Linked DNA regions of Mus musculus: all the other regions are linked to region 2. The links are chromatin loops, found by intact Hi-C in ENCODE. Cell type or tissue: gastrocnemius. All regions are shown on one strand. Each heading gives the region's core, and the rest is flanking DNA. Links, peaks and the distances in the headings are about the cores only.

Region 1 (10,242 bases), core at 697-8,696, 350 kb after region 2:
TGTTATGGATTTTCCTTCATTTCTTTCAACAGTTATAGGAAGGTGAAGACCTAAACAGGCTGCAAATTACCAGAGTAAATGAACAAAATGGTGCCAATCTCTCTATTCATTTCAATTATGGAAGCTGACTGCCTTTTTTTTTTAATGGAATTCAAAGTTATTACAGAACAGAGAACCTCTGATTCCACTGCCAGTCCACATTCTGATACGTTTGCTTAAATCAATTATTAAGTTACTTAGATATGTCTCCAGAAGCTGCCAAAACATCTGGTGGATTCAATCAGGTCAAAAGGAAATTGTGCCAAGTCGCAGGGGGTGGGGGGAACGGGAATTAGTCTGATTACTCATTTGTACAGGCAGAACAAGGAGTTGTTTTCTTCCAGTAGACAGTAAGAGGATATAGCTCCATAGGTTTTGGTTTTCTCTTTGGAAGCCAGAATACAGCCCATAATTCCTGAAAGAGGTTGCAATTTTTATCAGTTAATGCTTGCAAAGTTTTCTGACAGATCTTCGGTCCAAAATGTAATGGGTGTGAAGCTGTCTTATTCATGTCTGTGAGACAATTCCGTGCTCGTTTGAATTCTGTGTTCTGGAAGTTGGAAGCAAGCCAATGGACTGATGCTGTTTGATATTCCCTGAATGCTGAAATAAAATAAATAAAATAAAATAAAATAAAATAAAATAAAATAAAATAAAATAAAATAAAATAAAAGTAGCTGTGCCAGCAATCACAGAACAGTGCCCGCGGTGTAACAAAATCCCGCACTTGATTTTCATCGACTAAAGTATATCTATCCAGGGCTCTTCACTGGAACCTTCGCGCACAGAATGCTTCTCTATAGGATCTAATATAATCTGGGACCAACAGAGAATTTTGATTTCTTCAGCCCTCTCATATGACATCTTCAACGGATACCTGGAATTTCAAATCACTATCTTCATAAATCATGTGGCTACAGCCCCCAGAGAAGGAGAAAGAGAGAGAGAGAGAGTCCCAAGACCCTGCCATTCTGAGGACACTGTCTTGATTTGCCTTTTCTGTAAGTTACTTGAGGAAGAAATACCCTGTGGTTTGTAGCACTCTATTGAAGATCTGTTTGAGAAATCTGCAAGAGCATACAGAGTCTCCATTGAAAATACACAGGAGAAAAAGAAAGCATTTTCATATTGATTTGTGACGTTAAGGACAGATTACCTGGCTGTATCTGATTTTTATAGCTTTCTTATCTGCATATAGTTTTAAGCTAAAAGGAAAAGCCAGAGATGATTAGAAACGATCATTGATATACCGTTCAACATAAACTTTGTATGGAGGTCAGAGGTGACTGTCTTTCCTACTGAATATTCTAGAGCACACAATCACTCACGCTGATGTCTGTGTAGAACTCGCTGGATAGCTTAATTATTCAGAGTTAATTGTTAATGAGCTAGTTTCTGTTTTGTTTTGTCTAATGTATTTCTATCTCCTAAGGAGGAAAAAAATAGTTCTTTGCTCCAGGGACAATGAAATTCAAAGAAACCAATTTTCTTAGTAGAAGGAAGAAGGGTTTTTTTTGTTGTTTTGTTTTTTGTTTTTTTCAGGAGATGGGGAAATACTTTATTTAGAGTCTCAGTATGATAGACTCTTGCTCCATTTTAAAAATAAATAAGGGCTGGAAAGACTGCTCAGGTATCAATACTACTAGCTGCTCTTCCAGAGGACCTGAGTTCAATTCCCAGCACCCATATGATGGCTCACAACCATCTGTAATGTGTGTGTGTGTGTGTGTGTGTGTGTGTGTGTGTGTGTGTGTGTGTGTGTGTGTGTGTGTAATGATATGTATATATATTTTTATGTTTGATATTTTCTCTGTGTAGTTCTGGCTGTCCTGTGTCCTGGTACTCACTTTGTAGACTAGCCTTGGTTCAAAGTCACAGAGATCTGCCTGTATCTGCCTCCCAATTGTTGGGATTAAAGGCATGCACTACCATGCCCAGCCTGAGAATCTATTCTTGAACAGGCTACAAAAACCATTTCCTAAAAAGCTCAGAATTACTGACAAGCAAAATGAAAATGCCAGGCCTCAGCCAGGCGTGGTGGCGTATGCCTTTAATACCAGCACTCGGGAGGCAGAGGCAGGCAAATTTCTGAGTTCAAGGCCAGCCTGGTCTACAGAGTGAGTTCCAGGTCAGCCAGGGCTATACAGAGAAACCCTGTCTCAAAAAACCAAAAATCAAAGGAAGAAAGAAAGAAAGAAAGGAAAGGAGAGGAGAGGAGAGGAGAGGAGAGGAGAGGAGAGGAGAGGAGAGGAGAGGAGAGGAGAGGAGAGGAGAGGAGAGGAGAGGAGAGGAGAGGAGAGGAAAAGAAAAGAAAAGAAAAGAAAAGAAAAGAAAAGAAAAAAGAAAATGCCAGGCCTCCGGTCAAAACTTGAGCATAGCCTACCTGCCTGCAGACACATGGAGGCCAGCAGCCTATAAATGAGCCTAAAGACAAACTGAGAGAGAAGCCATTTACAAGGTTGCATTCTGGAGCACAGAGGCACACATAAAAGAGCCTAAGTGAATCACACTCTGTGTGTGGGCATGTGGCCTGGTATGACACTTCTGGAGGGCAGCTTGGCGCCATGTCAAAGTCAAAGAACGATGCGGCAATCTCAGTCTACAAACTGAAACCAAAGCTGCGGTTCTCAATTGTGATAATGCCAAGCATAAGGCTCTAGGACAGTGGTTCTCAACCTGTGGGTCCCGACCCCTCTGGGGGTCAAATATGCATACCAGATATCCTGCATATCAGATATCCTGCATACCAGACGTTTATGTCACAGAAAAACAATTACACTTATGGTTGGGGGTTTACCACAACATGAGGCGCTATATTAAAGAGTCACAGCATTAAGAAGTTGAGAACCACTGGTCTAGGAGAACTTGCCTGAAAACTGTTAACACCTAGGGTGTGAGAGTTGACCTTTCTTTGGGTTTTGAGGTGTTTTGTTTGGTTCGTTTTGTTGTTTGTTTGTTTGTGGGGGTTGGCTTGTTATTTGGGTTGTTTCCTTTTTCTTTTGCTTGTTGTTTGAGACAGGATCTCTCTAGGTAGCCTTGGATGTCCTAGAAGTCACTTTGTAGATCAGCCTGGCCTTGAACTTCCTGAGATCTGCCTGCTTCTGCCTCCAGGTCCTGGGATTAAGTGCAAATCCTGCCTTGTCAGGTAAGAATTGGCATTTTTAAACAACACAATAAAAACGGGAAGGCCCTAAGCAGAAAGGCATATGTTAATTACGAGATTCATTTAAATTGTGGAAAATCAACATTTATTTCACACTTCTGAGCCTCAGTTTTCTCATGCTTTACACACACGTAAAATCCATTGTTTAAATGTGTATCTTTTAAATCCCTTGTGGGATTTAAACATTTAAACAATGCCCAACATAAAGATAAACAACTGTCAATTATTAATACTGAGTGAAAAAATCCATTTAAACAATGTAGTCTAAAATACAATTCAGTTTTTGAAATATTGTTCATGGACATGCATGTCCATGAAGACTGGTCCCAAAACATATTCAAATATTAATTAGTAATTTTTACTAGGAAAATTTACAGGATTTGTCTAGCCTTTCTGAAGTTTTAAACAATATTTCTACTATTTTATTTTATACTGTGTATTTAAAATAAATATATATATACAATATATACTATATGTATTAAAAGGTAGTTCCCCCAAAACTATTTAAATTTTAAAATATCTAAAATATTTAGACTACTTAAAATTCTAATATTAAAATGTTTAAAATATTTAAGTTAAAAATTGTATATTGGGCTGGAGAGATGGATCAGTGGTTAAGAGCCACATGGTGGCTCACAACAATCTGTAATGAGATCTAACGCCCTCTTCTGGTGTGTCTGAAGACAGCCACAGTGTACTTATATATAATAAATAAATAAATAAATCTTTGGGCCAGAGTGAGCAGGGCTGGAGAGAGAAGAAAAAGTGTCTGAAGACAGCTACAGTATACACACATATAATAAATAAATAAATCTTTTTAAAAAATTGTATAGTTAATAGCTAGACATAGTGGCACACAGCTTTAATCCCAGCACTCTGGAGTCAGAGGTTAGCAGATCAATGTAAAATTGAGGCCACCTTAGTCCACACAGCAGTTCTAGGCCACAATGAGGCTTTGTCTGAAAAAAAAAAAAAAAAAAAAAAAGAAAGAAGAAGAAGAAGCAAAAGTTGTATACTTAATGAAAAGTGTACTTTAATACTATCTTATATTTGCATAACACATTTACAGAAGTGTTTTGCATGCATTGCTCCCTGGGAGCCTGGAGCAGTCCTATGTATTTAAACCAATATGTGTACTACTCCTGTTTTACATTGGGGAAAATGAACTCACCTGCTTCCCTTAGGCTGACTACAGACAGCTCAAGTTTTAGAGTGGAGCCCCAAATCTAGTTGTTGGGGTTTTTTTGTTGTTGTTGTTGTTTGTTTGTTTGTTTGTTTGTTGTTTTTGTTTTTGTCCAAGTTCAGAATACCCTCTATCCCTCTATTGGACAGTATTTTCTGATTAGTACCAGTTACGTTTAAAAAAAAATATAATTTCTACTGTTCACTTGCCTGCCCAGTAGTTTTGTTGTCTTTTTATACACTAAGCCATTGATAACATTGAAATTTACTTGACTATTAAGAAGACTGACAGGAATATATACATACATATATAATCATCTCATGGGCCAGGAAGCTTCGGTTATGAAGTAGTCTAAATATGAATAGTCCCCATTGCCCTTTAAAATCAACAGAAATTTCATGAGCAAGGAAAGGTAGCTGACAAGTATGTGGAGTAAGGGTTGCCAATTGGATTGCTGTGAACTCCTCTGAGCGCTCTCGGGCCAGCCGTCCAGCCCTGAGCATGGCCCTGACAAAGATTAATCAGCAAGCAAATTTAGCTGTTGACTCTGCTTGGAACCCATGGGAGCCTGAGGCAGCAGCAAGACCTCAGAGCAGCAGTTACTGCCCTCTGGCAGAGGACAAGGACGTTCTTCGCGCTTGCGGTGGAATCACGGCTCCCTCTATTGGCAGGACACGGGAATGCGCCTGAAGACAGCCACTGAAGCGCTGACGTCAGCGCTAACTTCTGTTCCGTTCTCCAGCGACCCTTGAGGCTTGTGGTGGAGCAGACTATATAGAACTGTGTCAGTAGCATCACTAACCACTGCACTTCCCATATCCGGAACCAGCTTTAGATGTGGCCGGGAAGGCTGTTTGCTGATCTTAAATTCATCAAGGACTTGAATAGTCATCTAAAATCATTTAAGTGATTTAACGCTACTTTGTAACGTGTATTTGACAAAAGATATGGGAGCAGACCATGATACAGGAAGAATGTTTACAGTACCCTACTCGGCAACCCTGGCTGTGCCCTGATGCTACAGCGTGAGACCAAATCCAAGCTGCATGTATGGACCTCAACCGATACTGAAAGCCCACTGACCTGAGGTAATGAGCCTTAGAGACTCTATTAGTACACTTGGCAGACCTCTAATATGATCTACACTGTGACCTTACAGTGTATTTTAGTGTACATGTGCCTACTACACTGTAGTTTGGATGCATTTCACATTACCCTAGACTTACAAACACAGCTGCTCTCGTTTAACTACGGCAGTAAACGTTCTGAGAAAGGGAACGGAGAGTGTGGCTGAAATTGGAAAATGTAAGGTTAAAAATATATTAATAATAGGATGTCCATAGAACAAGGCAGACTGAAAACATCTCAGCTTTTCTAACCTGAAGAAAAAGCTCTGGCCTTAGAAATGACTAAGACACTGTTGAGTTGGCAGCAGTGACAGGACTTTTTCACATGAAATGCCTATTTCCTTATTCTCTCCTGCCCTGCAATAGGACATACCAAGCTAACCAGTCTGGCCAGGCATGAAAAGCAAGTTTGTATGTCACTACAACCATCCAGTCCTGCCGAACATTTCAGAGCTGAGCTCTAGTTCATGTGGCTGGCTGAAACCAGCGCAAACTACAAAGCACTGTGGATAATCATTAAGAAGCTGGCTTGGGTCCTGCATTCTTAGTGGCTGCTTAGCCAATCAGATAACCGGGTTTGGGAACATTGTTGTTTCTTGATATTTAATAGCACATTGTTCAATACAGCATTTTCCTTTTACACTGCCTTCTCACAAGCATGGCTGTGCTAGAGAAAATGGACAAAACTCTAATAAAGAGGTAATTTACTTAATTATTTGTTGAGCATCATTTCTGTCTCAGGAATGGTGGGGTTGGAAGTATGGGTAAACATGGGTAAAAAATGGACACTCCTTCCTCAGAATAGCAGGCAAATGAATCAGCAAGCCGCTACCTATACCCAAGGTGGTATGTTCGAAACTAGTCCAGTTATAGCTCCGTCTTAGAGAAGATCATGGAAGAATCACAGAAACGGGGATGAAAAAAACCCACACTTTTGCATCCGAGCTAAGGCCTGAAGGAAGATTGTGAGTTAGCATGAAGTGAATGAAATGTGAAAATTGTTCAAGGAGGGGGCAAGAGAAACATCCCAAGTCGAGAGGCAAGTGAAGCAAACTGTTGGGTGGTCTACAGGTGACATGTGTAGTTCTAGAGAGAGCGTAGTTACTGATGGCAAGGTCAGGAGAGGCCGAGGAGAGAAGAGCAGCCCAGGACCATAGCACCTTGTACATTAGCATCAATTTACCCTTACCCTGAAAACTCCCCAGCAAGGGAGTGATGTAAGCACTCGCACAAGTGTACATGTGAGAGGAGCAGAGAGGGATCGGGGACCAGTTAAGGAGCACCCACAGCAAGGCCAGTGAGTAATGGCTACTTTCTGAAGGAATGGAGATGAAGTGACAGGAGAGATGGGAGTCATTTTCAGAAGTTTGAATCTGCAAGACTTGAGGATGATTCTTTTTTTTAATATTTTTTATTACATATTTTCCTCAATTACATTTCCAATGCTATTCCAAAAGTCCCCCATACCCTCCCCCCCACTTCCCTACCCACCCATTCCCATTTTTTTGGCCCTGGCGTTCCCCTGTACTGGGGCATATAAAGTTTGCGTGTCCAATGGGCCTCTCTTTCCAGTGATGGCCGACTAGGCCATCTTTTGATACATATGCAGCTAGAGTCAAGAGCTCCAGGGTACTGGTTAGTTCATAATGTTGTTCCACCTATAGGGTTGCAGATCCCTTTAGCTCCTTGGGTACTTTCTCTAGCTCCTCCATTGGGAGCCCTGTGATCCATCCATTAGCTGACTGTGAGCATCCACTTCTGTGTTTGCTAGGCCCCGGCATGGTCTCACAAGAGACAACTACATCTGGGTCCTTTCGATAAAATCTTGCTAGTGTATGCAATGGATTCTTTTTTTATTATTTTATGTATATGAGTACACTGTAGCTGTACAGATGGTTGTGAGCCATCATGTGGTTGCTAGGAATTGAACTCAGAACCTCTGCTCACTCCTGACCAAAGATTTATTTATTATTATAGGTAAGACTGTAGCTGTCATCAGACACACCAGAAGAGGGTGTCAGATCTTATTACACATGGTTGTGAGCCACCATGTGCTTGCTGGGATCTGAACTTAGAACCTTCGGAAGGGCAGTCAGTGTTCTTAACCACTGAGCCATCTCTCCAGCCCCCTTGAGGGTGATTCTGATGTGAGAAAAGCAAACAAGTCAACGGCAGGAATGGCTGAGTTTAACCATGCATGGTGTTCATTCCTATAATCCCAGCCATCGGGGGCCTGGGACAGGAAAAGCATGAGTTTAAGTCTAGCTTAGACTACAAAGCAACTTCAAGCAAGCCTAGACCACTGGATAGAAAGGTATTGCCTCAAAAAATATGAGATCAGGGTGTGATGGTACATGACTTTAATCCTAGCATGCTAGAGCCAGGCAGATCTCTCTGAGTTGGAAACCAGCAGAGTGTACAACCCAGGGACTTCCAGGCCAGCCAAGGCTACACAAAGAGGCTCTGCCTCAAAAAACAAAGAAAGAAAGAAAGAAACAAAGAAAAATGATACAATTTAAAATCCAGGTATAGTGATTCATACCTATAATCCCAAGACTTGGGATGCTAAATCAGGAAGAAGGCCAGAAATTTGAGCCCAGTCTATGATAGACAGTAAATTCAGTCCAAACTAACCTGTCTGGAAAAAAAAAGGCTTAAATAAATTTTTCTCCAAAGCTATTATAGAAATGCCAAACCCAGACCAGAAAAGATGTTCAGTATTATTCATCATTGGGAAAATAGAATGAATAAATCAAAACCATAAGCATATAATCCTTCACACATGTTACCATAAAAAACAGTGTTGGTAAGGATGTAGAGAAATTAGAGCCCTTGCCTTGATGTGGTTGGTGAGAAAGTTAAACAGCGCAACTGTTATAAAAGTAGCCTAGCAGTTCCTCAGAAATCTAAACATAAAATCACCACACTGTCTTAGTTATTTCTATTGCTATGCTAAGACACCATGACCATGGCAACTTAAAAAAAAGGAGAGAGCTTATTGGCCTTACAGTTTCAGAAAGTGTGTCCGTGGCCATTGTAACAGAGCATGTTGGGCAGGCAGGCAGACATGGTGTTAGAAAAGTAGCTAAGAACTTGCATCCTGATCTATAAGCACAAGGCAGAAAGAGCTAACTGGGAATGCTATGGGTTTTTGAAACCTCCGAGCCCACCCCTAGTAACACTCCTCTCCCAACAAGTCCTCATCCTAATCGGTCCCAGTCCCACCAACTGAGAACTAAATATTCAAACATACCGGGACTGGAGGGGGAGGGCTTTCTCATTCAAACTAGCGCACACACATCACCCAGATATAGAGCCCTAGAAATGTACTCAAAATAGTCCTAAAGAGGAAACACAAAAATATATTCAGATGCTCACTACATTATCTATTGTGGCTAAAAAAAAAAAATAGAAAGAACACAAGTATATCAATAGGAAATCAGATAAGCAACAAAGGTTACATACACACAGTGAAATGTTACTTGGCTATACAAAGGCATAAACTTCTGATATATTCTACATGTGAATGAGTCTTCTAAGTATTACACTAATTGAAATAAGTCAGTCAAAATTATGTAAGTACTGTGTAACCAAATGTATAGCCCACTTGGCCAGAGAGGCACTTGGAAGCTATTGAGAGTACAAAATTAGAATCACAGTTAATAAGGCTTTCCTGGAGAAATGTGAACAAATTTCTATTAACTCTAGTTAGTGTAGCAACCACAGATAAAAGAAATTATTCTGTTCAAGTGTACCTTGTTGAGCCAATGAGTTTATTAGAATTACTTACAGGGACATGAGCAATTCAAAGGTATCCACATTACTGAAAAGTCCACTCCGCGTAGGTGAGGACTGAGGGACACTGAAGCTAACAGGCAGCTTCTTAGCAGAAGAGTCTCCTCTGAGGCTTGCAGAGGTCGTGAGGGTCCAGACATTGTGGGGCAGAGAGGAGGTAACATGTTCCCCTGTGTGCATCTGATGTTAATATTGATTATCAGTTTCACAGGATCTAGAATCACCTTGAAGACATGGTTCCAAGCATCCCTGTGAGGGATTAGATTATATGCCTCTGTGCATACCTGTGTGGGATAGTTTAGATTGCATTAGCCTCTGTGCATACCTGTGATGGAATATCTTGGTTAGGTTAATTCCAGGGGGAAGACAACCCCCCCCCCCAATAAAGATGGGAGCACCAAAACACGGCTATCTGAAAAGAAGATATCTCACCGAACACAAGTATTCACTGATCTCTGAGTCCTACCTGCAGATGTGGTGTGACCAGCTACCCCAAGCTTCTGCTACCACAGCTTCCCCACCCACCTTGATAGACTGAGCCTTTGAACCATGTATCAAAATAAATCCTTTCCCCCTGAAGTTGCTTTTGTTAGGTAGTTTACCACAGCAACCAACAAAGTAGCTAAATTACCAGCTCTCTGCTCAATCTCCTTTACTTAGGCCTGTCCTAATTTGCTTTCTGTTGCTGTGATAAATACCATGATCAAAAGCAACTTTCAGAGCAGTTTCTTTTGCCTTACAGGTTATGGTCCATCATCCAGGGAACCCGGAAGCAGGGAAAAAAAAACACAAGGGGAGGTCTAGGAATAATGTTATTATGCACTATGTAAAGATTATCCTTGTATTATTCAAATGCTGATTTCTGTGCCCCCATATCTAATTGTAATCTTTATTCTAAGAAGCTCCTGCCTCAGTCAGGCAGTGGTGGCGCACGC
Region 2 (10,242 bases), core at 1,524-9,523:
GCTTCTCTCCCATGGTTTCCAATTCTCCTTGGTAGGGCTGATTCCTTAGTCTAAAATATTATGTGGCAAGGTTTGTCTTTGTTATCTAAACTAATGCCTTACATGTAGATGGCTATCTTCACTCCTACATTGGATTTTTTCCTGCTACCCGTTTATCGAATATGTTTTCTGTGTCATTAGCTTGAATGTCTTCAATGCCCATAATTTGAAGACTTGGTCTTTTGATGATTCCCTGTAGCTCTCCCATGCTGTGGTTGTACTTCATTGCTATCATGATGTTGTCAGAATGATCCAATTCATCTGCTTGGCATCCAAATCCTCAGGTTGTCTGTCTTCTGCTTTATCCATTCTACCCGTGAGACTTTCCATCAAGTCTCTTGCTTTGAACTTGACTTACTAAACTTTTCATTTCTAAGAGGTCAGCTTTACTTTTCAGCCTTTCTGTTTCTTTATGAACTGATCTTTTTATATCCTGTGTTGACACCCGAAATTTTATTTAGTTGTTTGTTTTGAATTCGTATAGGAATTTATCTATATCCTTTTCAATCTCGTTGGGCACTCCTATAGTCATTCTTTCAAATTCTTTATCGGGAAGCCACCCAATTCATTCCGTTTCTGAAGTGGTTTAAAAGAGGAATCGCATACTTTGTGTTTCTGCATGGGAACTTGCATCTCTGGCATTAGGTCACTGATTAGATTTTAAAAACGAGGCACCTATATTCTTCCAGTGAAAATACTTGCATTTAGATTGTAGTAGAGCTAAGGTCTCATTTCTCCAAGTGGTCTAGGGGTATAGCTCAGTAGCTGATCTTTCTATGTTGTTAGTCTATTCAGAGTAAAAGCAACCACAACTAATAAATAAGCGTGTTATGAAAATATAGCAATGAGCAATAAAACAATTACTCCATCAAGTCCAATAATCGGGGAAAAGAAAAAAAAACAGGATGGTATGCAGGTACAAAAATATTAGTCTGTAAGTGTAGAAACGGAAAAGAAATACTCATTGTAAGAGCCGTCGCTAGTGTCATAGCCACAGAGCAGAAGAAATAGGGGAAAGCAAATGCAAAGGGACGGCAAGAAATGTGAAGCTAAGACTAGGTGGCTCCTGCCAAAACTGGAAGAAAAAGAGGAGGATGGAAAAAAAATGCAATCAGGCGGTCTAAAGCAACGCCAGAGTCTCTGAGTCTCAACACCAGAAGCTGAGACGGGGCTGATGCTGGACGCATGCGCGTATTGCGTGCAAAGAAAGAGAAAAACAGCATAGGACCAAGCCAGCACACTGAACTGAAACCAGACATTGAAGAGCAAATGGAGAAAGCAGGACAAGACATTGCTCTGTGGTGATGGGGCGCTTGCCTTGAATGCACAAGGACACACCCGAGTTCGGTGAAAAAAACAAAAACCCGGTGCTAGGGATCAAACTCCGAAGCTTCTGCATGCTAGGCAAGTACTCTGTCACTGCGTGACGCTCCCCTTACTCTGTAGTCTAACTTTATTCTTTTATGTCAATGGAATGACAATATGCTTGTGTGTAGCTATTTTTTCAGTGCTGTGAATTGAATTCAGAGTTGAAGCATGCTGGGTAAGAACTCTACCCCTGAGGTTTATCCCTAGCCCATACAACACTGATGTTTTTTGGAAGTTGTAATGTGGGGTGTGAAGTCAATCACCCTGATTCATCTCCACTTTTGCTCAGAGGAGCAGAGAGCCAGGCATTTCCAGAAAGCACAGAGAGGGTTGCTTGGCTGCCTTTCCTAGTCAGGTGGAACTATTTCCATCACTGATGACAGGAAGGTACCCAGGTCCAGAATGAGGATGCACAAAACCCATCAATGAATGTAATCTACCACTTGGAGCAATCCTGTGGTAAACTTTCCTTGCCCATGTGGGAAGTCTGAATCTAAATACGTGGCAGGCATTCCAGGAAGTGAGAGCCACTGGGAGGAAAGTGAAAGGAGAGGCTCCTGGTGTGTCATTTTATGTCACCTGGGAAGGTCTCAATGGAAATTTGAAAGGAGGAGAATTTTCCATTCCAACAGCTATTGCAGTCGGCAGCAAAATGCTCTAGTCAGAAGTGGATGTTTCTATGAAAGCTATGTACTGGGAGGAATTTGAAAGAAAAGAAAAATTAGCAAGACATCAGCAAACATGGAACGGAAATGGCAATCAAATTTCATACATGCTCTTCTCTTCTCTTCTCTTCTCTTCTCTTCTCTTCTCTTCTCTTCTCTTCTCTTCTCTTCTCTTCTCTTCTCTTCTCTTCTCCTCTCCTCTCCTCTCCTCTCCTCTCCTCTCCTCTCCTCTCCTCTCCTCTCCTCTCCTCCTTCTCCTTCTCCTTCTCCTTCTCCTTCTCCTTCTCCTTCTCCTTCTCCTTCTCCTTCTCCTTCTCCTTCTCCTTCTCCTTCTCCTTCTCCTTCTCCTTCTCCCTCTCTTCTTCTTCTTCTTCTTCTTCTTCTTCTTCTTCTTCTTCTTCTTCTTCTTCTTCTTCTTCTTCTTCTTCTTCTTCTTCTTCTTCTTCTTCTTCTTCCTCCTCCTCCTCCTCCTCCTCCTCCTCCTCCTCCTTCTCTCTCTCTCTCTCTCTCTCTCTCTCCCCACCCTCTCTGTCTGTCTCTGCCTTTCCCTCCCCTCCTCTCTCTCTTCCCCCTCTCTGCCTCTCCATCTTTCTGTGTTCCTGTTTGTGTGAAGCCCATAGGATGATAGCCTTGAGTTTATCTTCAGCAACATCATCTACCTCCTTAGAAGACAGGGTCCTCTCACTGGCCTGGAGCTCACCACCTAGACCATTAAGTGCCAGGGATCCTCCAGTCTTTGCCTCTCTCTGGTGGTGGTATTACAAGCACACACCACTATGCTTAATATTTTTAGGTAGGTTCTGAGACTTGAACTTGGGTCCTCATGTTTTCAAGATAGTCAATCACCTTATAGATTTAGCCCTTCCCAGCCCTATATTAAATTCTTGATGATTTGGTTGCATTCGAGTGCAATTTGGTTATAATGGTCATTTGGAAATTAGTTAAGCATGTTTTTCAAATGTTCACAAGTCATTTTCAAATAAAACAAGCAGTCCTAGTTTTAAATAATGCCACTGGTAACCCTGGGGAGGTCTTATTAAAAGGTTGGAAGTTGTCACATTTACAGTGGTAGAAACTAGTTTTACAAAATGTACCTTTTTCTTGGAAGCTTGAGTTTTGTCATTGGCAACAACTATTGCTAATTGCTTTCATCAAAGTGACAATCTCATTTTATTTATTTAAAGAAAAGCCACAAAAGCCCTCTAAGTATCCATATTCAAATGAAATAATTGCTGATTTAGCTTGTAACTTACAACCTTCTGCCTACCCTCAAGACAACTTTTGCACTGTATGTGGCAAAGTGATTGGTGGGATGTGTTATTTATTTATTTATTTATTTATTTATTTATTTAAAATGGTCTCCCTGTGGGATGTGTTATCTATCTATCTATCTATCTATCTATCTATCTATTTATTTATTTATTTAAAATGGTCTCCCTGTGAAGCCCAAGCTGGCCTTGAACTTGTGATCTTTTCCTATCTCTGTCTCCTGTGTTCTGAGATTGCAAGCACAAGCCACTGTAAGATATGTAAAGGACTAAGGTTTAAGAAGATTAATATTTTTTTATGCTTTCATTGAGGACAGTCTTAAGTGAAAGTGGTCTTTTCACTTTAGCCAGGAATGCACGGCTAGAAAGAAGGCAATGGTTACTGTAATTGCTTTATTTGTACCAAGGGATAAGCCTTCCTGCCCATCTTTTCTTTTGCAGCGCAAATGCAAATACGGTAAACAAGAAAAGACAAATGCCATGCCAGTATTATGAAAACACGCGTACAGTTTTGAAAAACGCCTTGCAATCTATAGATGAGTTGAAAAACCTGGCTATAGAATCTTGAGTGTTCTCAAGTGCAAAACTCATAAACATTGATCGTCTTGGCAGAACCATTGCATTTTAAGGAAAATCCAAGATTTTGGATGTGAGGTGATTGATCGGTTTCTCCTGAGTGACCGTATCTGGTCTGTACTCGGCATATGGCATACAGAAAATCCAGGGCTCTTTCTTCACCTTTCAGACCCTAAAATTCCCCAGGGTCCCAGTGCTGAAAGAGACTTACCTTTCTTTCAGACCCAATAGAAATGGAACAGAGATGTGCCTGGCTTACAACACTGAGAATGTCACAGTGCAGTTGCCACACAAATGTCTGTTGTCAATGCCTCTGATCCGTTGTGGTTACTAAGTTTATATAGAATGTTCTAGGTGTTCTATCAGAGATTAACATATGATAAACATAAAGTTTTGCAATACTGTTTCACTGTTCCTGCTTATAGGAAAGAGATAGGTCCAGGACTAGAGTTTCTGAAGGTTCCGTGGAAATGAGCCCACACGGCATTGGTTAATTTAGACCTCTGCTTCCTTGGCTGTCAAACTAACTCATATGATGACCGTCACAGTTCTCCACCCTGTTAGGAAAGAAAGATCCACTTCAGGTGCTGGGGTCCACCCCAGGAGCTTGAGTTGGCTGACTCTCTTTGAATCTACCGTGGGGTGGATTTAGAATGCCGTGAGTAACTGGAAGGGACCAGGGCCAGCATGGGGTCATTGCTTCTCTTCAAGATCATCTGGAAGTCTGTGGACCCCACACGCATGGTCTTCATGGGCTGTCACATCATGGGGGACTTCTAAATTCAAGAGGCTATTTATGATTGGGAAGTTGGGTTGTGTTCCAGACCTCTGTACATATGTTTTCAATTCACATTACATGTTGGGGACTTTCATCTGTGAATTCAAGCATTCACGACCTTTCTAGATTTGCCGGTTATTATTTCTCGGAGTGTTGGTGGTTGCTGGTAGAGATTTTTTTTTTATATAAAAGAACTTTACTATCATCACCTCTAGGGGGCGTGCCAGGACTCCTGATAGCTTTAAAAAGTTAACTGGGCAATTCTTCATTCCCAATGTCTCTAGGGACCTGAGTTCTAAGTAGAAGAGAATTTACTATCTAGGGAAAGAATCCGACACTGAGCTCGTAAGTGAGTAAGAAGGAGATGCCAGCAGCTACTTCAGGGGAGAAAAGGAGGGGCCAGGTATGTAGTGAACGGGATGCTGAAGGCTAGACTTAGGGAAGAGCACACAGGGAAATTTGTAGCTATTCTGAAAATGAGTCCAGTTTTTCTACCCAGTGAACACTCAATAATCCAGGACCACACCAGGTATTGGTAAAGAAGATTAAATGGGCACGGATGGGCTGTCAGGTCCGTAGGCAGCTGCCCATCACAAAGCTGTTCTGGAGTTAAGATCATTGAGTTCAGACAGAGGACAATACGTATCAGGGACAAACAACCTGGTCTAGGGGTCAGAAGAGAGCCAAAGGCAGCAGACTGTAGGCATAAGTAGGAATTAATGTGTTAAAAGAGAGGTTGAAGGCAGTGGATGGGATGGAGGAAGGAGGAAGCCACGGGAGAGAGACATCACTGAGGAGGAAGCAGTATGTAGAGATGGGGCCTGTGATGTGAAGGGGCGGAGGCTGTGATGTGAAGGGGCGGGGCCTGTGATATGAAGGGGCGGGGCCTGTGATGTGAGGGGGCGGGGCCTGTTATGTGGGACTGGAAAGACAGAGATAGCTGCTTTCCTGGAGGAGATATGGAAGAGTGGTTAGAAATAGGCTGCAGGGATCAGAAGGAGACAGGCTGTATCAGGAATCTGAACTCAAATCCAAGGACCACAAGAGCCTTTGGAAAGCTTCAGGAGGGAAGGCTTCGAGACATACACTGTGGAAGGAATAAGAAGATTCAGGGACTCCAGTTAGCACCAGTTACAATCACTCAAGGGGGAGATGGTGTGTACTCACATGCTCTAGAGGGCACTGAAGAGGACTTCGGCGTTTAGTAGGTGGCCAGACTAGATTTTCAAACTCGAGGCTCCATCAACAAGTGAGCAAAACTGATAATATTGTGTGGCTCTCTTAATCCGACGGCTGTACCTGTGTGGACAAGTAACTACAGAGGCCTACCACTCCACCTTGGGGGCTCTGTTTGCCCCACAGCTAAAATATGCTGGCACTTTAAGCATCATTGAGGAAAGAGATAAAACTCCAGTTGGCCTCTGACCAGAGACCTGGATTAATGCGATGCTATCTATTACCAGGAATGGTTGCAAGCGTTTCTCCACTTCATTGAAGAAACACTGTCTTCTGGGACCTGCTGAGTTTCTGGAGGCCAGCCGCTTTCACCAGAGGCACCAAGTGGCAGAGCACACTTTGTACTTGGAGCCTTGCACCAGGGAGGATGGAATGCTCTCATAGCTGAGAACTGGCTTCACCACCTTCCGTAGCAATGTACAGTCTCAGAAGTGGGTCACAACCTTTCAGAAGAGCAAGGACTGGGACCAGTGACAGGGCTTTCAATAGAAGCAGCAAGACATGCTGCTCACTGCATCCCTGGAATACAAGGTTAGCTGGCCCATGGTCTGAAATCAATCTGAGTGTGCTGGTGATGTGCCCTGGGACCCCCCGGGGGAGGGGCGAGTGCTTGGTCTATAACTTTAGGACTGCTCAGAGCTTGGGACAACCATAAACTCAAGGATGTCTATTCTTATCTCCTCACAGGTGCTGGCCAGTTCCCAAGCACACCAGGGCCTCTCGGAGGCTCCGATTACACCACGCAGCCTGTGTGGTCACCTGCTGCAGGAGCTCCAGTCTCAAACCCTCCTGCTTCTCCAGAGTTCCCAGTGCACCAAACACAACAGTGACACAGACAGAAACAGGAAGGGCAATGCTGTTGGGGCCCTCACCTCTAAAGTTATACAAAGTTTACAGAGTCATTCCGAACTTGCCTGCTATCATCTTACACCTTACTCAATGGAGTGCCTATTTGTTGCCTACTACATGTTAGGCACTACTCTACGTTCACAGACTATCTTAGGAAATTAGACAAGGACCTCCTCACCCTGGCAGCTTTTGTTACAGTGGAGCAGGGCAGGGAAACATTTAGTTTCCTGTGGCTGTTGTGGACTCACAATTCAACCTGCTCCACTTGGGTGGAAGCGTCACGTTTCCTCCAATACGAGGTGTGGCAAGAGAGCCCTGACTGTCCTGAAGCCTCTCTTCGTGGGGCCTGACATTCTACTGAGGAACTCTGTTCTGCTGTGAGCTGGGGTAGAGAAACAGCAGGACCACAGGTGATCACTGCACATGTTGGAAACTGAGTCAAGGAAGAGCGTGGAGGAGCGTGATTAAGATACCAGACAGGCTGGAGAGATGGATCAGTGGTTAAAAGCACTGGCTGCTCTTCCAGAGGTCCTGAGTTCAATTCTCAGCAACCATATGGTGGCTCACAACCATCTATAATGAGATCCGATGCCCTCTTCTGGTGTGTCGGAAGACAGCTACAGTGTACTCATAGACATAAAATAAGTAAATAAATAAATAATTCTAAAAAAAAAGAAGATGCCAGACCTGAATCTTCAGGTCCGTGTGGTTCTACTGTCATTTTAACAACATCAGACTTTCCAGTCCAAGGCATCTTTCCATTTATCTAGGCGGTCTCTTGTTTCTTTCAATATTATTTTGGAGATTATTTTTTGAATTCAGGGTACAAACAACACATTACTTTTGATGAGTTACTGCCTAGGTATTTTCTTCCTTCCGTGTTGGCATAGATGATGCTTTTCTTTCCTGAGGTTTATTACCTTGTGTTTAAGTTTTGAAGGCCAGCTCTAAAACTCCGTATAACTCTCAATTCTGGTAGCTTTTCAGTTGACTTTTGTGGGTTCTCTTGAGGCCACCCAATGCACAAATGGACAGTTTTGCTCTTTTCTTTCCAATCTGCATGCCAATCACTTTGGATAGATCTAAAATAATCCAAAATACATATTGTGCAAATGGGAAAAAAGATGAGGCTAGATACAGTGTTTCCAGTTGCTTACAAATTTTGTTCCAGACAAGTGTGGCTCTTTGTCCCCAGAGGATGTCACCTGCAGTGGGGAGTGCTCATTAAGAGTCATGGCTGGCTATTACAGAGTGGAGATCCTTTTTAATTTTTTTTTAAATTAAAAATTTTTTTTTCTTCCATAAAAAACATTAGAAGCCCATGATTATACCTGTGGAGGGCTGGAGTTATAACTCACGGGGAGACAGAATGCTAGAAACTTCTCAAGTGGGTAGAATGATCAGAGAAAGAACTGAGTCAGGCAGTCTCTAGGTGAAGTCCTGTGGACGGGTGGGCTCAGCCCTGCAGTGCTGTCTGTGGACAGGTGGGCTCAGCCCTGCAGTGCTGTCTGTGGACGGGTGGGCTCAGCCCTGCAGTGCTGTCTGTGGACGGGTGGGCTCAGCCCTGCAGTGCTGTCTATGGACGGGTGGGCTCAGCCCTGCAGTGCTGTCTGTGGACGGGTGGGCTCAGCCCTGCAGTGCTGTCTGTGGACGGGTGGGCTCAGCCCTGCAGTGCTGTCTGTGGACGGGTGGGCTCAGCCCTGCAGTGCTGTCTGTGGACGGGTGGGCTCAGCCCTGCAGTGCTGTCTGTGGACGGGTGGGCTCAGCCCTGCAGTGCTGTCTGTGGACGGGTGGGCTCAGCCCTGCAGTGCTGTCTGTGGACGGGTGGGCTGAGCCCTGCAGAGCTCTGTTCCTTTCTGACCTTTGCCACATGGGATTTCAGGGCTTAGTTCACTGCCAATGAAGCAGGAGGCAGGGGCACTTAGTCAACCTCTTCCTGTGTTTGCTAATAATTATCACCCAGTTCATAATGGGTCTTGCAATGCTCCCACTTCCTTTAATTAATTTGCCCCGTATTAATTATTGGAGTATTTTGTTTTATAAAGGTGATGACTAACCTAGCCGGCAGGTTCAGAGCTGCCCTGTTGGCGTTTGACTGACAAGGGCTTGGTCTCCCTAGTCAGCCCGGTCCATTTAGGAGCATACATCATTGTCTCTTGATATCAGGTGTGGTGAGAGGAGCTGGGCTTGCCAGGGAGCCTGGCCTCCTGGGGCCCAGCTCTTGTCAGGACCTCTGAGTCAGGGAGATCAGCTCTGTTCATAGCCACATGGAACCGAGCAGAGCCAGTCATATCTCAGAACATGGTGGAGCTGGGACCTGCAGGACAGAAGCTGCCAGCTAGTTGACTTAAGGCTGGAGGCCAGAGGCCTGGAAAATTCAACTGCTTGGAGAACCCCAAAGTATTCTCCCAGGATACGGGGCAAAGCTTTTCATCGAACAAAGGGATATTACTTCTCTGTTTTTCTCTAGAGTTCCCTCTCTTCCCCCTTCTGCCTTCTTTCTTCCTTCTCCTCCTTTGCTGGAGATTGAACCTTGGACCTTGCGCACACTAAGCAAGAAGTCTACCACTCAACTCCATTGCCAGCCTCTGAGCTCTTTTCTAAAGTCGATTTTTATCTTTCCATGTTTCTCTCTCTTGTAAAAGCTGATTCTCTGCCTCCCCCCGACCCCATTACTCCATTCTCATCCCAATTTTATTCTCCCTTTCTGATAGAAATCTTGTGAAGCTTAAGGTTAGACTCACAGTTCTGTGTGATGGACACCTAAGTGTGTGAGCCAGGCCACCATAGAAGAGATCCCAGTGCACAGACTTCCCTTACGGCAGTTGCCACCTAATGTCTCCTCTGCCTACTGTGCAGAGCCGCTCCTCACCTGTCTATACCCCAGATGGCTTCCACAGGACTCAGGGCTTTTGCCACCCTGTCCTTAAGTCTAAAAGTGGGTCTCTGTCACCTGTAAACACATCCGTAATTCAGTGGCTTGGTACCCAGGTTTTCCAAGTCGCAGTTGCCACCTTTTCTCATCCTGGGGCAGCTGTGAGCACTCCCTCATGGCTACTCAGAAATAGTCACCTGTCCATGCTTTTGCATGGTTTGTCTGACGCCTTGAAGGATCCTTTCAAGGTCCTCTCTTTGTGAGCTCCTGTGAGACTCCTGACTCAGGCTAAGCCCACTCCCTCCATCTTCTTCCTGTAGCAGAACCAGCCCCGCGTGAGAACGACTTGTCACTCCCTCTCAAGCCAGCTCCCAACTGCTGGATTATGCTTTTCTCAGAGTTGAGGACTAGGCTTATTTATCTTCATAATCCCAGGCCTCTCAGAGAGCTTTTCCCACAAAGGGAAAAGAACGCCTACTGCTTACCGGGGTGAATAATGAAGAGGAGAATAAAGCATTTAGCTCAACGCAGCCTTTGCTTCAATAAAGATGTATGTTATCTAAGAACAAAGTTGCACAATTTTCATAA
Region 3 (10,242 bases), core at 839-8,838, 340 kb after region 2:
ATTGGTGGAGGAATTTTAACTCTGAGCAAAATTTCTAATCCTTTTTCCATCTGTGATTAGGAAAATCGGCAGCAGCAGAGACTGGGCTCGTAAATGATTCATAAGCTCTTAAAGCCAATTCCCGAGGAACCCCTCACACCACAATGTAAAAAGAGAATTGTAAAACTTAAGAGGTGGTAAGTCACCAGCTCCTCTCGGGATACACTCTGACTCTGAGCAAGTTCCTTGAGGAGCTAGGTGTCCCTCAGTGTGTTCACCCTTCGAATGGGAGCAGGAGAGAGCCGTGGAAGTAACCGCTAAGAAAAGCCTGCTTGCCTCTGGCAGCGTTGATAATGACCACCATTTTCCCAGACCCTGATTTATGGTTCTCCATTAACATTCCAGGGCCCGATTCTCAAGTTCCCAATATGCTACAGGATTTGGTCTCCAAATAAAAGAGCTGAGATTTGGGGGAATCGGTACAGCCAGCTTCACGAAGCACTTGCGATCTACAACACATGTCTGGGCCTCCTTTAGCTTTTCACTGCTATGCCATCCAGTCTTTTTGATAAATGTGCCCAAGGACACCACCCCAAAGAACTCGTTTCTCGTGGACCCACCAGAGGATAAAATGTTCTCAATGCCACCTCCTAAGATAATCGTCCTGTCCAAAATGCCCCCTTTTAATTGGTTGACTGTCCCCTGGGTGTGACTGCACCCAGGGAGTTTATCCAGGGTGTGTAACCAAGATACAACAGTTTCCCTGATTTCTGAGAATCCTGACAAGAACAGTGATATAAAAAGTAAATTGAACTCTGTCAAAACATTAATGTGGCGCTGTGACTTTGCAATAGATAGATAGATAGATAGATAGATAGATAGATAGATAGATAGATCTTCCACTTGGGAAGATTGGAAGATTAACCTCCCGGCCCCTGCCAGCTCCAACACCGTGGGCAGACCTAAAGGACTGACACTAAAAAAAATCACAGATAGATTCAGTAGAACCATTCTGCCCAAGAGGGAAAAAGGAGCCAGACTATACAGATTCTACTGGAATAATGAAAAGTTGCATGTTATAAAAGTGTCCAAATATCTGTATTCTCTCCCCACAGACAAGCATGAGGAACTGTAAGATCACTCTAAGAACAAAAATTAATTATAATACTGTAGGTTTGTTTATCAATAATCTCACAGGAAAACCCTTAGGGTAAACTGTTGCATGCTTGTGTTTGTGAAACAAGTTACCGGCTTCCTCTGAACACTCCTCGAATGTAGAAACTCTGACTACTTCTAAAAGATCTAAACATAAGTCAAAGCTTCCAAAAATTAAAGTGCCCATGGCTTTGCAATCTAGCCCAGTGGGAGGAGCCAGTTTTATTCAATGACTTTGGAGTTACTGATGACCCAAAACAGACAACATCAGCATACCCCAAAAAGCTGTGCTGTATTTATAAAATAATAACGTGTACATCGTTTGGGTAAACTTTGAGTCACTGACACCATTCTACTATTCAAGACACGATTTCTGACTTCCAACTGGCAATCTGTTTTCATTCTGTATGAGGATTACTGTTATCAGATTTAAAGATAAGACGTACGAGTCACATACTCATTTAAGTTAAAAAAAAAATTATACCTCACTGAGGACGTGAGTGGTAAACTTTGTTTAAATGGAGGCTTACTTTAGTTTGTTGGGTATGTTTTTTTTTTAATTTAATGATGAAACTTTCCTTTAGTTTGACTTAAAAAGGATTCTCTTTCTCAGTATCAATTCTCTTTCTTGGATTTAGGAGAAACTACTGGGGGAGAAAAAAAAAACATTTAGAAGTCACTCTGTAAGAGTAAAACTGCTGTGTTTTCAATAAAGACCTGTTAAAATGAACAATACTTTTCTAATGATGAGTGTTCCACCAAGGGAGAATGTTTAGTAATGAATGACTGCCAGGTGATTATCTGACTAATGAAAAAGGTTTCCATTCCTCTGTTTACTTAAATACACACTCTACTGCCTGCGGAGATTTGATATCATGCATTGCCACTTGGATTACTAAATCTAGCAACACGGACTGCTTAATTAGGTGGAAGTCTTCTAAATGTGGCTTTTGTTCCGCCCTTATCCTTCATGCTTATTGAACACGCTGGTCAACAGTGGAGCAGATTGTGGAGAGATTTTTAGTCTTCATTTTCAACATTCTGCCTGACCGAGTTCACTTCTGTCACAGTTACTTAAGCTTGGTGGAGGTGTGCAAACTTTAAAAATGAGAAAATTGGTCACTTTAATTCCAGTGTAAGTTTCCACTTGTTTTGAATTTCTCCGACAGTGTTTCGGCCACCTAGGCTGCACATCTGTCTCTATCCAGAAAAATGCATTACTGTTTCGCTGTAGATACCAGCAACTCCAGTTTTATTATTTTTAATTAATTTTTAAAAGATTGTAGCTATCCTAGCTAAGGGTTTTTTGTTTTTTGTTTTGTTTTGTTTTGTTTTTTGACCCTGATTTGGACAGTTAAAAAGTACAAGACAGCTTTGAAAGCATAAAACCCCAGAGAAGTCTCTAATGGGCTTCCTATGATCTCATACACGCAAGGCTTTCTCTGTAACCGTAAACCCACTGTAGGCTTACGATCTGGAAGTATCAACTATTGTAGCCAGTTTTTATGAGTTTAATTCCACTAGCAAATCCTACTTTCTATATTTTAAGTCTCAACTACAGCAAATCAAGCACATTTTGAAAGAAACGATCCAGGGGGAAGAATGGAAAAAGAAGGCAAGAAAACCACCGCAAATAACCTCTCCTGCAGCAAACCAAGAACTTCTAGGAACACAGGACAAGCCTGCGACCATGTCAACTCACCTTTATTGCTCACAAAACTGCCTTTGAATCATTGCAGTGTGCCTGTTTTATTTCCCACCCAAGGTTCCATAAATCATGGAACTAGCCTGGACTGACTACGTGAAAACTTTCTGGGCCTTTTTCTCCCTCTCTTTTTCCAGCATGTTTTCTTGCATGACCCAACTCTGTGACTCCCACAAGCCATGGAAAGTGGCCTTAGAATTACATCAAAGCCCCTGAAAGGCAGCAGGTACTAAACAGGGCCCTGGGTCCCTCAGGAACTGAACCTATCTTCTGGGTAGCGAGACTCAACGGGGTACAATGAGAATTGTCACGGGGGGGGGTCCTCATTGGGATTTTATTGTTGTGGCAAATAAATGTTCTCAAAGAGAAGATTTAGCCTACTTCTCCAGCCCCAAACATTCACAGATGACTCATTGGAGACTCTACATATATAGCAGACAAAATGCCAGCAGGGTGGGCCTCTATCTTGTTTCTCAAATCTATTTAATGTATACCTTGATTATTTTCTTGTTTATAAAATTCAGTATTACAAGGCTTGTTGTGGGATATCAAGTCTAAAACTACCTTGCTGAAAGAAGTGAAATATTCATTTTATGGCCAAATGTAGGAGTAACTTGATTTGGGAAAAACCTCTCCCCATATTTATTATTTAGACTTAGTGACTAGCATGGCTGGACCGTGGGAGAGATGGAATTCCAAGTATTACATTTAGCAGCTTTTTATCCCCGAAGTTCAGAAAAGAAGTCTGGGAACCACTGCAGTGGGCACACACTTCCATTTTTCCAATTATAATTTCGTGAGTTTGTTTCATGGCAGTCATACAGCAAGCACAGAACCAAAGGCCCAAAGCACTTGTTTGCTCTCAGTGGAAAGCACAGTCAAGAACTTCCTTGAAAATATTTTCAACTGTTTTAGCTCCACCTAACTTTTTTGTAGCCTGATCCCCATCTGCCAGGGAACTTTGAAACCCAGAGCTTCTCTAAATGTACACCCTGTTTTAAATGTCTTTGGATTGATTTCCTACAGATCTACTTTTTCAATGTAATTACTAAATTCTCTGTTTCCTTCCTATTGGTCTAGTTTTTGTGGACAGAGGAAACCAGGTTTGAGGGTTTTTTTTTTTTTAAAAAAACTGTTACTAGTGTTGGTTTTAGTCACTTAAAACAAACAAGGGGTTTATCCTTTCTGCTTGTGTCAAAACTCAGCACAGCCCAAAACTACTTTCCTGAGGGCAATCATTTTAAGTAAAGTTTGATGTAGTCACAAGTTTATTTTGAAGCCCATGAAACCGATTTACCTGTAAAATTACAAAAGAGGCTGGGCAATCTAACTCTAGGTGAAAGATGAGACCACCAAATTAAAGTTGAAACTGACAAGCTCACTGCGTGAAACCGCCTAGGCACTGAATCTGTTCAAGTGTTTGAAGTTTCTCACTAAAACCCCCGGTAGTGCCAGGGAGAAGGACGCTTTCTCCAAGAAGCCAGGACAGTTATGCTACATTGGCGTCTCACTCCAAGGACCACTTGGTCTTAACTCATCTCCCATCCAGGGAGCAGTACCTGCCCAGGCCCGGTTGCAAACGCTTTTGAATGCCCACCACTGGCGGGCGAGTCTGTTCTTGCAAGGACGCAGGAAAAGAATCCTTTGGTCCCTCTGGCTCTCAGGTTGGAAAGCAGAGGCGACCGCACACGGGCAAAAGTACAGCAGCCCACTATATCGCCCAGCGGTTGTCTTACCGGTACAAGAGTGCAGGGGCTTGGGTCGCACCACCAGCGACGGGCACACAGAGTAGAGGGAAAGTTTCTCAAAGTAGTCGCAGGTCTCCTTGGAGAGGATCTCATCGATCATGAAAGTCTTGTAGCGCCGCCTGGCTGCTTTGAGCTGGCCGGGTGAGCTCAGCCTCAGTTCCGCGTGGCAGTGCATGGTGAGCCGGGACCAGAGCCTGGCGACCTGAGCGCGGCGAGCGCCTGGCCGTCCGGGACCGCAGGAGGTGGCTCGCTGGCTGGGGCCTGAGCCCCGCTCCTCGGCAGCCAGAGGGGCGGCGGGGCCCGGGGAGGCGCGCAAAGCAGAGAGGGCACGGGCGCGCCTGCTGCGTCTACACCCACCCGCCGAGCAGCATCTTTGACTACAGCCTTTTTGGGACACCGCAGCTGTCAATCAGCGCGCACTTCCTGCAGGGCCAGGTGCGGAGCGCGAGCCGAGGGGCGTCGGCCGCTACCCCGCCCCTGCGCGCCCGTGCGGCTGGGGTGCTGACCTGCGCACCCCGGGTCCGACCGCTCTTGCCCGCTGCCTCCCGCCGATCCGAGAGTCGAGCGCTCCCCAGGCGGCTCTATTTTAAGACACTCGCTCCGGTTCTCCTTTCCCCCTCCCCCAGCTCCAGGTGTGTGTACGGGTGTGTGCGCGCGCTCGTGTGTGTGTGTGCACGCGCAGGACTGCGGGCGCGCGCCTCCTTCTCCAGGGACTCAGGAGTCTAGCCGCCACTTTTCCGAGTCGCATCGCCCCTCTGTCCTCCCTTAGCGCCAGTCCTGCTAAAGGGGGCACCGCTCCCGCCCCTCCGCCCCCGCAACCCTATAGGCAGCTATGTCCACACCTCTTGCCATAAAGCAGTGGCATCTTCATCCAGAATCGCGAAGCTCCGGGCTCCAGAGCGCGCGCTTTCCGACGACCACCGAGCCTCACTTGTCCCCGCTGGGCCATTTCCCTAAACCACAGTGTCCTCTCTCAACCCAGCCCACAGCTCCGAAGCCCGCGCTGCAGCCGTGCGCTCCCGAGGTGGGGCATTTGCTCCAAGGTTGCAAACTTGATTGCCTCACTACGACCCCAAACTACAAATGAATTTAGCACACTCCGTTATCCCAATTATAAACTAGGGTAGTAATGTGGTGTGTGTGAGTGTGTGTTTAAATTCTGTTCATACAACGGTTTTCTTTTGCCAGAAAGGGCCAAAACAGCGGGATCGCGACGTGCCCGCGGCCCTTCCAAAGTTAGCCCAAATTCTGGCTTTTCCTAGTGCCCAATCCCGCTTTCCATTCCGGGGTATAACACACTTCTGGTATTGGGGGATGGTTTGCCTCTTTCTTCCTAGCGTCCTAATCTCAGAATCTGTTCCTACCAATGTCTGTACGAACTTTGTTCCTAACCACAATCCTTGCGTTAGAGCGTCCGGCCCGCACCTAAGCGCCTAGGACAGCTCCTGCTGTCAGTGACTCTTCCAGCCGGCCGGCCGGCCGTGGGAAACGACCTCCGGGTGCACTCCCAGCCCCCAAGACTGTGCCCCTGAAGTGGTGTGCGCAAGCTGGAAAAGAAACGGACAGCGGGGACACAGAATTTGGGACAAAACAGCCGATGGTGTTTGCCTGACGCTCGCACGGTGCGACTGATCCCGTGGCTACGCGCTCCGAGCATGGTTAGCCGCGGAAGCAAGTCGGGACGCGCACCTGGGCCGGTGGTTAAACTCGCTAAGGAACAAACTTGCTGAACTAATGATTAAACACTTAAAGAAAATAGGCATTAATAGACTGAATCATAGTCGAGCGTTTGCTGTGGGCATCAGCTCGTATTAATGATTTTTATTTCTCGTGTGTCTGCCTCTGCCTGATTTCTCTTTCCTTCTTAACTCTTGAGATTGCTTTTATTTCTGCTGTACCAGACATAGGTAGCCAGCACTGCAGCTAGGTACCCCAGAGGCTGAGGTCCTTGCCTTTATCCCTGGACTCTGTGGACTATCTGCTGTGGAGGACGGAGGGCCTAGGACCTGTCGGGGTGCGCCACCGGTCGCCTCGACCCGCTACGCGAGGAGCCAGGGGCCAGGGACCCAGCGCAACACTCGCTGCCGTGCTAATCCTGAGGCGCTGCTCTCTTGAGTCACCCGTACAGTGCCATGCCGCACCATAGGCAGCCACGAAGAAACTAAGTGCTTGGCGGGAATTGAGTCTGACGGAGGCGACAGGGAGACCGGCTTGCAGCGCTCGGAGCCCGGCATCCGAATGGCCTCAGGGCCGGAGCTTGAGCGTGCCGCTGCGCTTAGGCTAGCAGGTTCCGGAGTGGTCTCGCGAAGGCGTGCGCTCTGGGTCTCACTATCGGTAACCCTGTCTCTGTCCTGCACTCCTGTCCTTCAACCTTTTTTCTTTCTTTCTCTTGGCTCTTCCCTCTTTTTACCCCTCTCATTTCTCCCTTTCCCTCGTTGGTACTCGCCTTTGGGGCTTCTAAGTTTGGGCTCCTTTTTCTCTTTCCTTACTTCTGCCCTTCGTTCCGTTCTTCCCCCCATAATGCATGCTTGTTTCTTTTTCTTCTTCCCTTTCTTTCTCCCTCTCCACCTTTTCTCTCTCCAAACTCGAGTCAGGAGTGGCATTTGTGAACCCGTACCCAGGGAAGCTCTTAGACAGACCAAGTGCTTGAACTCCTAGCCCAGTCTGCAGGAATGGACTGGCCCCATGACAAGTCTTTCCAAGTGGGGCCTCATTCTGTCGTCTTACTGCTCCCTTCTTCCCATAGAGCCTCAGGCACAAAATTCACTTAAACCCTCCTGTCAATTTGGCTTGAAAGCTAGTGAATTTTGATAGCCAAAGAAGTAGAGAGCATCCCCCATCGGTGCCTTACAAACTTTCTCTCTCTTTTTTACCCCCCCCTACAAGGAAGGAAGGGGACTGGAAGAACAAATTCCCGCTGAAGGAAGGAATAAGCAGCCCTGAATCTTGGAGCCTAGAGTCTTTGGCTGTCTGGTATTCGTTCCCTAAACTGACCTTGGCTTTTCATTTCCAAACGGTAATCCTAATTTCTACTTCACAGGGTTGGCCTTTTACAAGCCTTGCCTTTAATTGGAATGCTCTGCCACCCCTCCCCTCTCTTCTTTGCCCAGAAAAACCAGAGACACATCCAAATACAACCTCCTCTCGAGCAGCCTCGTCTCATCCCTAAGCTTGTCCTTTACTGTTCCTGCCCCTATCCCAGCAGTTCTGTCAGTGTGCTCTTTGTTTATTTCACCCGATGGATAGTGAATTCCTGATGGCCGATGCCTTATTGAACATTATTCACCCCCTACCATCATATAGTGCCTGACACATGGTCGCTTCTCAGTGAATGTGCCATGAACACATGATTGTATGGAAGCTCTGGAAATAAAATTAAATAATGTGTTTGATGGGACATCAACTCTTAATTAGTTGTACTAAATTTGTCTTTCTCTTTAAATGAGTCTCTCCCCTTTCCTTGTTAATTTTGAGCTTTGAACAATGGCATGTAGCCCAATTTCTTTTATTTTCTTTTTTCCCCCCTTCAAGCTCCCCTTTTTTCACCCTCTCTGCGCCACACTTAGATTGCAAAGCATCCCTACTGGGAGGAAGCACACCCCAGCTGTCAATCACAAGTGGGACCTTGGTCAGAAGAGTAGTGGGGGTTTTGTTTCCAACGTTAATGAAGTGGCTGGAACATGAAACATCTGCCAGAGGGGCTCAAACCTTCTCCAGCTGCTGGAGACTGGCAGACACTCTTCAGTGTCCAGGCATCATACTCGGTCAGTGTCTGCCCTTGCGACCGACCCCGACGACCGCAGAGGAACACACATGGAGAGGGCCAGACTGTTTACACTGAGCAGTGAGCATACACGGTGAGAAAAATTCACACTCTGAAGGACAGGTTTCCCAGGATCACACACCCACTCCCCAATTTGGCCTCTGATTCCTAAGACAGCTCAGCATAAGAGAAGGGGACTGGAATAAAAACTGGGCTGGGTGACCTGAAAACCAAAGTTTTCCTTCTGATTTTTATCTTCCATTCACCAAGAACTGTTGAAGTTTCATGAAAGGATTTTTCTAACCCCCAAATATGACACTTAAATTCCATGTAGGACCCACCTTGACTTTTAGCTAAGGATCCTTTTATAATCTTGATTATACTGCAATCAGGTGTAATTATGACAAAGACACCAGTTCATTTCTCAGCTACCTTTTCTTCAAAGGGGACCTAGAGGGCAGAAAAGCATTTCTTATAGTCTGGCCACGTGTATTTAATAACTTGTATTTCAGCCACTAAGTTCTGAAATACTTTCAGATATGTAAAAGCAAAATAGGGAAAGCCTTGTAAGTTAATACTCCCCTGGGCCCCAGATTCATGCCAAAACCTCTTGCTGTCTGTGCAGCCCGACCAGGCTGCACGAATAACAAGCTACAGGGAGTATACAAGGAGGTCAGCCTATTTTCTAATGATGATATTAATTTACAAAATTGTGCTCATACACTGCAAGGCACCTTTTAAAGAGAGGCCACAAATGCAATCCACTTGACCAATGAGCTTACAAAGAATGGAGTAGAGCCATCATGCAATTCCTAAAAGCCAAGTTCAAACTGGAAAATAAAAAAGGCAATAGCTGTATCTATAAAGCACTAAGCATTAATGCCAAGATGAAAAAGTTCAGTAAATTAGAGAAAGAGTGGCTGGGGAAGAAGGGATGTAGGGAGAATTGAGAGGAAAGGAGAGAGGGGAGACTGTGGTCACAGTATAAAACAACAATGTTTTTTTTTTTCAAGAAAGAGGACTGGAGATACTGCTCAGCAGTTAAGAGCACTGGCTGCTCTCCCAGAGGTCCTGAGTTCAATTCCCAGCAACCACATGGTGGCTCACAACCATCTGTAATGGGATCTGATGCCCTCTTCTGTCATGCAGGCATACATGCAAATGGACCACTCATATATAAATAAATAAATCTTTTTTGAAAGAAAGAAAGGAAGAAGGAAAGGAAGAAAGGAAGGAAGAAAGGAAGGACGGAAAGAAGAGAGAAAGAAAGAGAGAGAGAGAAAGAAAGAGAGAGAGAGAGAGAAAGAAAGAAAGAAAGAAAGAAAGAAAGAAAGAAAGAAAGAAAGAAAGAAAGAAAGAAAGAAAGAAAGAGAGAGAGAGAGAAAGAAGAAGAAAGGAAGAAAGGAAGGAAGGAAGGAAGGAAGGAAGGAAGGAAGGAAGGAAGGAAGGAAGGAAGGAAGGAAGGAAAGTTAGTTCAGTCAATCATCCAGGTAGTTCCAAATTGGAGGAGTTAAGTATATAGATTAAAATTTTACAGTGTGTGTGTGTGTGTGTGTGTGTGTGTGTGTGTGTGTGTGTGTGTGTGTGTTGAATGATGTTTCACGTATCTAGGATTCTCTTGTAATTACTATGTTGCCAAGGCTGAACTCCAGATCCTCCTACATTCAGCTCCCAAGTGCTAAGATTATAGAAATACCTGGCTGAGTCTCTCTTTAACTGTACTGTGCAGATATCATTTAGACATGTTTCTGGACATGGCTTATGAGTCTCACTTATCCCAACTGGTGTAGCCAGGAAACAAGAAATTGGCTTTATGAAGTTTATCAGAATACTACACCAACACCCTAGAAGCCTGGAGACTCACTAAGGATGCCCCTTTTCCACCTGCTGTC

What was found. Peaks named below come from ENCODE experiments on the same cell type or tissue, not always from the same donor. Only the 100,000 strongest peaks of a DNase experiment are listed, where the experiment ranks them.
Region 1: a loop joins it to region 2, with 7 times the contacts of the local background. A loop is called at or near these places in 21 of 42 quality-filtered maps.
Region 3: it touches region 2 in a loop (4-fold over the local background); 21 of 42 quality-filtered maps call a loop at or near these places.

What each region holds. Positions count from the first base shown.
Region 1 is chr9:31,921,003-31,931,244 of GRCm38, forward strand. No RefSeq gene overlaps it. Among named protein-coding and RNA genes, the nearest start is that of Barx2, 13 kb to the left of the region's middle. In gastrocnemius, for the core only: a CTCF peak has its summit at 3,888 (motif pointing left); a DNase peak (open chromatin) is centred at 5,038; H3K27ac peaks cover 424 bases.
Region 2 is chr9:31,572,333-31,582,574 of GRCm38, forward strand. It overlaps Gm31408 (a long non-coding RNA gene), which reads left to right. Exons shown (of 4, transcript XR_379214.3): 3 at 6,158-6,461; 4 at 6,618-7,453. Among named protein-coding and RNA genes, the nearest start is that of Gm31408, 18 kb to the left of the region's middle. In gastrocnemius, for the core only: a CTCF peak has its summit at 4,912 (motif pointing right); no DNase peak of the experiment used is centred there; H3K27ac peaks cover 2,569 bases.
Region 3 is chr9:31,908,330-31,918,571 of GRCm38, forward strand. Barx2 (BarH-like homeobox 2) reads right to left here and starts at 4,956. Exons shown (of 4, transcript NM_013800.2): 1 at 4,576-4,956. The coding sequence starts at 4,762. Gm31497 (a long non-coding RNA gene) reads left to right here. Exons shown (of 3, transcript XR_379218.3): 3 at 2,684-2,869. In gastrocnemius, for the core only: a CTCF peak has its summit at 4,714; DNase peaks (open chromatin) are centred at 4,786, 5,506 and 6,695; H3K4me3 peaks cover 4,938 bases; H3K27ac peaks cover 3,729 bases.